Regions from separate parts of the Mus musculus genome. Here region 1 is linked to region 2. A link is a loop called in an ENCODE intact Hi-C map of the cell type or tissue named here. Cell type or tissue: heart. All regions are shown on one strand. Links, peaks and the distances in the headings refer to the core of each region. The heading gives the core; the rest is flanking DNA.

Region 1 (4,391 bases), core at 83-4,082, 55 kb after region 2:
CTGTCAAGTAGCACCACCCCCATGGACCAAGCATTCAAACACATGAGCCTGTGGGGGCCATTCCTATCTACACCACCACAGCAGGAAGTCTGTCTAGGAAGAACTGCAGCAGCTTGGTGTGGGTGGGGAGCAACAGCAACTGGCTGCACTACTACGGACCTGTGCTTGAGTGGGATCTTGGTGACCTGAGTGACCTGAGGAGGACATCCCTTTGTGAACATCTGTGAGGAAAGAAAATGTGGAATCAGCAAGGACAGAGACACCCCAGGCCCCCTGAAGATGAGGAGAGTGGCAGTGTGGCCGGAGCCCTGGGAAGCATGGGAGGTGGGCCAGAATGGAGTGGGATGCTGTAGCCCACAGGCTTTTATTCTTCAAATGGGCCGTATTATGACTTAGCTCCACTGTGACAGAACAGGTATAGCTGTGAGTATAACTGCAGGCTTTTCCGCTCTCCCCCGAGTTCCCCAGGATAACAACTGAGACTTCTTATATATGAATAAATGCCTAGGCCAAAAGCTTTGGCTCATTTTCTGCTAGCTCATAACTCAATATCCTGTTTAAACTAGTCTAAGTCTTGCTTTATAGCTAGTTAGCTTGTCTTCAGTTTCATGTGACCATCTTCCTCAGAATTCAGGGCAACCCCTTCCCAGCCCCCAAGCTGGACTCTGCCCAGAAATCCTCTCTCTGAACCGGAACTTCCACCACCCCATTTCCTGCCTAAGCTATTAGGCCAACAGCATTTAATTGACAGGAGATGCATCCATACGTTGCATAAGAGATCCTACATGAGAGAAGGCAGGGGTGGAAGCAGCAGGAAGAGCAGCCGAAAGGCTCTCAAGCATTCAAGGGGCAAAAGAGGAGCTGGAACCAGGCTGTTAGCAGTGGATGAGGGAGAAGGGAGGAGGTTTTTATGTATGTACTTAAATGTATTGCCAGCTGGGTGAGCCTTAGACGTCCCTTGTGAGACGAAAAAAGTAAAACTGCAAGAAACTTTCAAGTCTTTGTATAAATGGCAGGGCTGCTTCCTGCCATAGCAAAGGCTATTGGAGGAACAGGTTTGTGGGAGAAAAAACAGAATTCACTGTGTTGGCTAAGAAATGCCTACTATATATCTGAGATGAAATGTCAAATTGGCATTCATATTTATGAATCTTCCCAAATTACATGGTATTTAAAGCCATGTGACTGGGTGTGTTCTTCTGAAGAATGAGGAGGTAGAGAAGAGATGGGAGAATTGAGCAAGCCCTGAAGCACCTCTCCACTGAAGGTTGCAAAGAAAAGAAGAATCTAGCTGAGAAGCCTAGGTGGAAGGAAGGGGTGAGATAGGGGACATCAGGACACCGTGCTGCTGCAAAAGCCAGGTGAAGACAGTGTTTCCGGAGTCAGTGGTGGCCAGTTTGGCAAACTCAAGTGAGATGTTGACTTACAGTGAACTCTGAGAATTACCCAATGGGCTGGAGGGATGGATCGATCAATATGATCGCTTTCATTGAAGTAGTGGGGTTAAAGAGGGAACTGGGGATGGAGAACCAGATACAGCCGTGACCACTGAGCTGTGCCTGCTGGTCTCTAGCAGCTGATTTAATTAGCAGAGACTAGGATTTAATAGCCTTCTTAGCAGACCCCTTTGCCAGCCAGATTCTCACAAAATTATAGGAGTTTTGGACTCTTTGATCTTATTCTAGCCTCCTTCATTATGGCTATGGTGAGAATTCCTTAGAAGCATCTCTCATCTTAACCGTTGTCCCCTGTGGTCTCCCAACATGGATTTCATCTTTATCTTTTAGACCATCAGGTATCTAATCCTTTGGATCAATTATCTAAAGCCACGGCTATCTTAAAGGCACAGAACATTTAAGTGCCAATCAAATCATCATTTTGAGAATTTCAAGCAAGTATTTGCAAATGGTAATAGAGCCAACCTAGTGATGGTCCATTTTCATCCTTAGCTCTGTGGAAGGAGATGGAATGCCAGCCATTAGGAGTACTATACCAGAATGAAGGAGCCAGAGAAATGCAGAAGAGAATTGGCAATTTGCTGCAATTGTACCCACTGAGGAAATGATTATTAATATAACTGTTTTAAAAATGTTTCTATTCATGTCCTTGACATGACACCTTCACAGAAAATTATAAAATTAAATGTTGGTACATTTATTCTAGGACACAACAAGAAGGATCCATGTGTCAACAGACCAGGGGGACACATGGAGCATGGCACAACTTCCTTCTGTGGGACAGGAACAGTTCTACTCCATCCTGGCAGCCAATGAGGACATGGTCTTCATGCATGTAGATGAACCTGGAGGTAAGAGCCGTTTAGTGCCCACCCTTCAATTCACCCTTGAATTCCTTTTTATGTGTTAAGTTTTCCTCTTACCCTGGAAGAAGTTTATCCTGGAGAGAATGTGCTGCATCTGAAAGGCTGCTTGTTCTGGTGCCTAGGGTAGTGTGTGAGGGTAGTGAATGCTTTAGAGCAGAGCTTCCCAGAGCTGTGGGTACCTGTTCAGTAGTTATGAGTTGCAAGCTTGTCTGTGACCAGGGAAAACCAGGAAATATTCAGGAGGCATTTTTGGCTTGTTTGCTGTTTTGTGGAGACAGAGACGGACTCATTCCATACTCCAGATGATTTCAGACTCACAGTGCTCCTGCCATAGCCTCCTGAATGCTGGAGTTACAAGTATGCACCACTTTGCCCACTTTAGAAATGCATAATCATTTGATAAAGCAATTTTATGTCTTCTAAACATAATGCTAAAAAGTTGGGGCTGACATTTTGTTTCTTTCCTAGTCTACTTTCCTGATGATAAATGTTTTTAAATAAAACTATCTGTAATACATTGTGATATATTGGAATTTTTAAAAGATCCGTCAACAAAGACGGTTTGAGAAGTATTCTAAAGCGCAAAGACTTAGAACTATGAGGTGGGAATCTAAATACAATGCATTGCTGGCACAATATACCTGAGAAGGGCTTTTCTGATCATGTCAGGCAGCAGATGCGTCATCTCCCATGTTCCAGCCTCTAAGTCGGATGCTAGAATTAAAGACAAACTTGAAGACTTTGTCTTACTGTGAAGGCGATTAAACAGATGTGCCGGGCTATGCAGTCATGACTAGAGTACGGTTTTGTTCTCTGTTTCCTCCCACGTCTCAGTGTTCCTGTTTGTTTGCTCATATCAGATACCGGGTTTGGCACCATCTTTACCTCTGATGATCGAGGCATTGTCTACTCCAAGTCTCTGGACAGACATCTCTATACCACCACAGGCGGGGAGACGGACTTTACCAACGTGACTTCCCTCCGTGGGGTCTATATAACAAGCACGCTCTCAGAAGGTGAGGCTCGGCTCAGCTCTGGCTCCTTCAGCTCAGTGGGCTAGGGTTTGAGGTCTACAGGGGAATCCGATGGTCCTTCCCCCACCATGTGCTTGCCTAGCCAACAAGCCTACCCTTTTTACATTGTGGCTTCATCATGTAAAGAAATTATGCTAGAAGCAGCAGGCAGAGCAAAGCACAGTGGGAAGAGGGGTCCATATTGGCCGGTGTGCAATGTGAGTCTTCTGTATTTGGAGGGCCAGGCCTAGCGGACTGAACCTGAACTTGAATCAGTCTATTTCTGTGTAGAGACTCTAGTACTAGGCCAGCCAATGTTCTCTAGTGTTCTGCTGTAAGGCTCTCTGTGCTAAGGCCTGTGTTAAGCACAGGGAGCTAACACATTACTGCCAAGGACAGAGACCCTTAAAGCCTCTGTGTATGTATGTTTTGGCAGGAGGTAAGGGCTGTTTTTCTTCCATATGTGACTTGCAATGGCCTGTGAGATCCCACGCGACAGTGGTTCCTCTTTCCTCCCTGACCTCACTTCCGGCTTTCTCCTTCATTTGCTCTGTGGCACTCACACTATCCCCCAACAGTCTTCAGATGGGCCAGGTACACACATTCATCCTTCACAGATCTGCCAGGCAGCTCCATTGCCTCAGATGTCTGCCAGGCACAGCGCTTCTTCCGGTCTCTGCTTCTGTGTTACGTTCTGAATGGGAATTACCTGTATTAGCCTATTTTAATTCACATCTGCTCCCATGCTCGTACACGTTTCCAGTCCACCTTAGATGTCCCAAAGGTTTTCACGAGTACTTAGTCTATGTCATTTGCTCTGCATCCTGTGTAATTTCACAGGTGCACCATCTCTGTGTCTGTTTCATCCCGCTGGAATGAACACTTTATACGCTTTTGCTGCTGCTGCTGGTGGCGGCGGTGATGATGATGGTGTGTGTGCTCCCCCTGCCTCTGATTAAAGGTGCGCACCACCACCGCCCAGCAGCGAAAGCTTACCTTGGCTCACAGTTTTAGCAGTTTCCTCCTGTGGCTGGTTATCCCCACTGCTTTGGGGT
Region 2 (4,391 bases), core at 162-4,161:
GTAGCCTGAGATACTGGACGATTAATTCAGACTAGTCCAGCTCCTCCCAAGTGATTAGTAGATGTTAATACGACTGGAAATCCATTTTAAGTCTTTGAGTGGGTTGGTGTTGTTGGTTAGTTGGTTGGTTGGTTGGTTGGTTAGTTGGTTGGTTGGTTGGTTGGTTGGTTTTTGAGAAAGAGTTTCTCTGTGTAGCCCTAACTATCCTGGAACTAGCTCTGTAGCCTAGGCTGGCCTTGAACTCAGAGATCTGCCTCCCGAATGCTGGGACTAGAGGTGTGCACCAGCACTGCCTGGCCCTTGAGTGTCTCTTAAGGAAACATACACTCTTGCTTCCTTTATATGAGAACACTGCTCATTGACCATCAAAAGACTCCTGGGGCTACTTCTTTGTGTCTTAATGGACAGTCTGGGAAGAGTACCCTTTTTATGAAGTTAAGAGCTGCAAAAAAACTTAGAAAGGGGACTTAAAAAAAAAAAAAAAAAAAAAGAAATGGCCTTGGTTTTGATCTCAGTTGCAATGAGAGTTACATACCTAAGCTGTATAAGAGAATTGTAAAATTCAGAAGGAGTTTCTGTTGGACTTTGGAATGCACTATAAACTGGAGCTGTTCCCATATGGCTGCGACTCATAGTCATTCCATTTGAACCTCCTAACACTCCTAACAGATAAAGAGCTAGGTCATTGGACATAGAAAATTAAGTTGTTGCTGGAGAGATGGCTCAGTGGTTAAGAGCATTTACTGCTCCTCCAGAGGACCCAGGTGTGGTTCTTAGCACCCACATGGCAACTCACCATCATCTATAACTCCAGTGGCAGGGATGCACTCTCTCCTGGCCTCCTCAGACACCAGGCATACACCTGCTATGTAGACATGAAGACAATATCCACAGGAGTTTTAAAAATTAAAAATTGTTTTAAATTAGCAAAAACCTGTTGGGACTTGATCTCAAGATTTTCAAGGTTTCAGATCACCAAGTCTTGAGTAACCAGCAAGTCTCAACAGCAATTTGAGATGTGGTTTGCATTGGCTGAAGCATGGCTAGTCCTCTAGTCAATTGCGGTTCATTTGATGGCTTAGGAATTATTTGCTGGGCTTTGTGTAATCTTTCATTAGGAAATTGTACTCTGATACTAAATAGTAGTAATATGGTAGCTGATTTCATACAAAATTCAGTGTAGTGAAAAGTAGCGTGTGCTGAAACACATTTGAAAACATCAGTTCAGCAAAGGAAGAAGTTTTGCCCACACATACAATGAAAGCAACTTGGGTTTATTTTCAACATTCTGCAGATTTCTACTGATGTTAATCCTGTTATGATGTTAATCCTGTATCATGTGAGATTTAGCCCCTGGAATCTTGTATCAACTTAGTCATTGTCTTACGGTTTCACTGCTGTAAAGAGACACTATGACCAAGGCAACTCTTATAAGGACATTTAATCAGGGTTGACTTATAGGTTCAGAGGTTCGAGCATGGCAGCATCCAGACAGGCATGGTGCAGGAGGCCTTTATCTGAAGGCCACTAGAGAAGACTGACTTCAAGGCAGCTAGGATGAGGTCTTAAAGCCTACACCCACAATGACACACTCCAAGGCCACATCTCCTAACAGTGCCACTCTCTGGCCCAAGCATATTCTAACCACCAGTCATTTAAGAATTTTATTGGGAAGCTGTCATAGCTGTGAAAGGTCATCTGTAGTCTCCCACAGTCTAAGAAAAGTACCTCTAGTGGGAAAAAGAGGCAATCATCTCTAATGTGTATGAGTGAGTGTGTGTGTGTGTGTGTGCGCGCGCGCACGCACATGTACCCAAGTATATATGAGGAGCCTGAGGAGGTCAGAAGAATGCATTGGATCCCCTGGAACTGGAGTTACAGGTGGTTGTGAGCTGCCACGTGGGTGCTGGGATCTAAACCCAGGTATCCTGTAAGCTCTTAACTGCTGAGCCGTTGCTCCAGGTCCAGTACTGCTTTTAACACTATAGATTAATGCAGATGTGGAAAAGAATACGTTGCTTTGAAGAGGTGTGTCACTCAAGAATATACAGAGAAAAAAGCGAAGGGAAAACATAGTGTAGCCCTCCAGCTTACAGTCCCTCCTATTGCTAAGGCAGGATGTCTGTATAACTGAGAACAGTAAGTATCATTATCTGCTATAATTACAATGTGAATAATTCAAAGAGATGGTTACTTTTCTTTAAATGTTGTGTTCAAGAAATGATCTTACATACAAAAAGGTATAGCTTTGTGATAATTACTTCATATTGATATTTTTGCTTGGGAGGCTGGTGAAGGAGGATCAAAGACTCTAAGCCACCCTGGGCTACAAAAAAAGACTCCCCAGTTCAACAAACTGACAAAATCTAAACGTTAATGGAACTAAATAGCTAAAAGATGTATCTGGTAGTTTCTCCAGCAGGTAGCACTGTTGAGTTAGCTTTCTTCTTTCCCCATAGTAAGACAATAGACCATTCATCTTTGTCACCCAAACAAAGAAATATTCCTTTGTAGCCCCCTTTTTCCCCTCCGTAACTGGTCACATGCTACTGTAACTGACTGCCTTGTGATCTAATCCATACTTGACACGAATTAAAAATAAGTTGTGCTTAAAAATAAATAATGTGGCGTTTATATTTCTGGAAAGAAAACACACTCATCAGTTTTTATCTTGTTCAGTGGCTCAGAAACTGGAGGGCTTTTCTGTTGATTTGCCATCCTGTTCCGCTTTCCAGAGCTTCACAGCTCCCTTCTTACTGTGGTTTTGGGGAGAGGAAAAACTCCCGAGTACGTAAATAGTTTTGTTTGTACTATTCCGTGTGCATACTCGGGTAGGCCTGCCGTTTGAGTTTACTGTTAAAGTTAAAAGTAACTTCCAATGGCTTCCACTCTGGTATAACATTTTGCATACTTTGTATCTTTTTATCTGGCTTCCTGAGTTCCGACTGAACAACTTGAAATGTTGGGAAGAGGTGGAGTGAAGTTAAGGATTTAGAACTGGTTTTACCAGCACTGCATGTTCTAAAAGTTGTGTGAGCAGCTTCTGCGGTGTAGGGAACAGTGGGGAGGTTATTTGCTGGAGGTGGGTATTCATTTAGGAGGCATCATATTCAGTGAGGGAATTGGTGTGATGCACTTACTGCAGGGCTAAGGGTGCTTTAGGTAACTAAAATCAGAATGTGACTGTACTAAAATGATAATATATAAAGTGGGCTTTAGGCAATTCTCTTCCCGTATACCTACACTTGGTGGCAAAGCTACCTACATTTCCAAGTCCGCAGAAGCCAAAAAGTACTTTCGCCTCTTGACTACCTCCCTGCAGATGAGGAAGGTGACTGAGGCCAAACATGTTGGAAAGACTTCTGCGGCTTCCATGAGACACGGGTGTAATGATGTTCATCTGCCCCATAGGATTTTCGCATTCACCTTCTTGGCTCCTTCAGCAGACAATGGGCGAGCCAGCGAGCCGGGGTTAAAATCCTAATGTACCAGTTTATGTCGGAGCCCCTTTTCCAACTGAGAGTAGTAGTTCAGGGATTCCCTGGCTTTCCCAGGCGCGGTTTCCACCGAAGGAAATTTTTAGGAGCGTTTGGAGGGGGGTTGGGAGGAGGGTGGAGAAGGCGGCAACGTGACCCAACCCTAACCCGAGGGTCTCCGGAAGCGCCGCCAACCTGCAGGCTGAGCGGGGAGGGGAGAGGGGTAACCCCTAGGCCAACTCCGGGAGCCCAGCCCGCAGACGCCGAGCGACGGTGGAGAATGACCTCAGCCGTCCCTGCCACGTTCCAGCCAATCAGTCCCGCATCTTGGCATCCGAATCCAGGACCCCCGAAGCCGGAGGCGACGCGAGCCAATGAGGAGTGGGCCGGGAAAGAAGGACAGGCGGCCAGCCTATTGGGGAGGAGAGGCCCGGCTGCGCGTATCCAAGCAGCGCGGGGCCGAGCTCGGGGGTGTGGCGCAGCGCCGGCGGGGGTGGGCGGGCGCGCCGGGTGGCAGGTGTCAGCGGCGTCTGCATTCGGCAGCGATGGAGCGGCCCCGGGGAGCTGCGGACGGCCTTTTGCGCTGGCCCCTCGGCCTCCTCCTGCTCCTTCAACTGCTGCCTCCTGCCGCCGTCGGCCAGGACCGGCTGGACGCGCCGCCGCCGCCCGCGCCTCCTCTGCTGCGCTGGGCCGGTCCGGTCGGGGTGAGCTGGGGGCTGCGCGCCGCCGCGCCCGGGGGCCCCGTCCCCCGCGCTGGCCGTTGGCGCCGCGGCGCGCCCGCCGAGGACCAAGACTGCGGCCGCCTCCCGGACTTCATCGCCAAGCTGACCAACAATACGCACCAGGTGAGCGCGCGAGGCCCGGGCGCCCGCCCCGGTTGGGTCGCCCCTCCGGGCCCGCGGCCCCAGGCGGCCG

What was found. A loop is a pair of places that touch in the nucleus more often than their neighbours do. Peaks named below come from ENCODE experiments on the same cell type or tissue, not always from the same donor. Only the 100,000 strongest peaks of a DNase experiment are listed, where the experiment ranks them.
Region 1: a loop joins it to region 2, with 2.4 times the contacts of the local background. A loop is called at or near these places in 11 of 42 quality-filtered maps.

Annotation. Positions count from the first base shown.
Region 1 is chr3:108,335,628-108,340,018 of GRCm38, forward strand. It overlaps Sort1 (sortilin 1), which reads left to right. Exons shown (of 20, transcript NM_019972.3): 9 at 2,164-2,308; 10 at 3,184-3,339. Among named protein-coding and RNA genes, the nearest start is that of Mybphl, 27 kb to the right of the region's middle. In heart, for the core only: no CTCF peak of the experiment used is centred there; no DNase peak of the experiment used is centred there.
Region 2 is chr3:108,280,120-108,284,510 of GRCm38, forward strand. Sort1 (sortilin 1) reads left to right here and starts at 3,945. Exons shown (of 20, transcript NM_019972.3): 1 at 3,945-4,321. The coding sequence starts at 4,022. In heart, for the core only: a CTCF peak has its summit at 2,420 (motif pointing right); a DNase peak (open chromatin) is centred at 3,862; H3K4me3 peaks cover 1,233 bases; H3K27ac peaks cover 1,685 bases.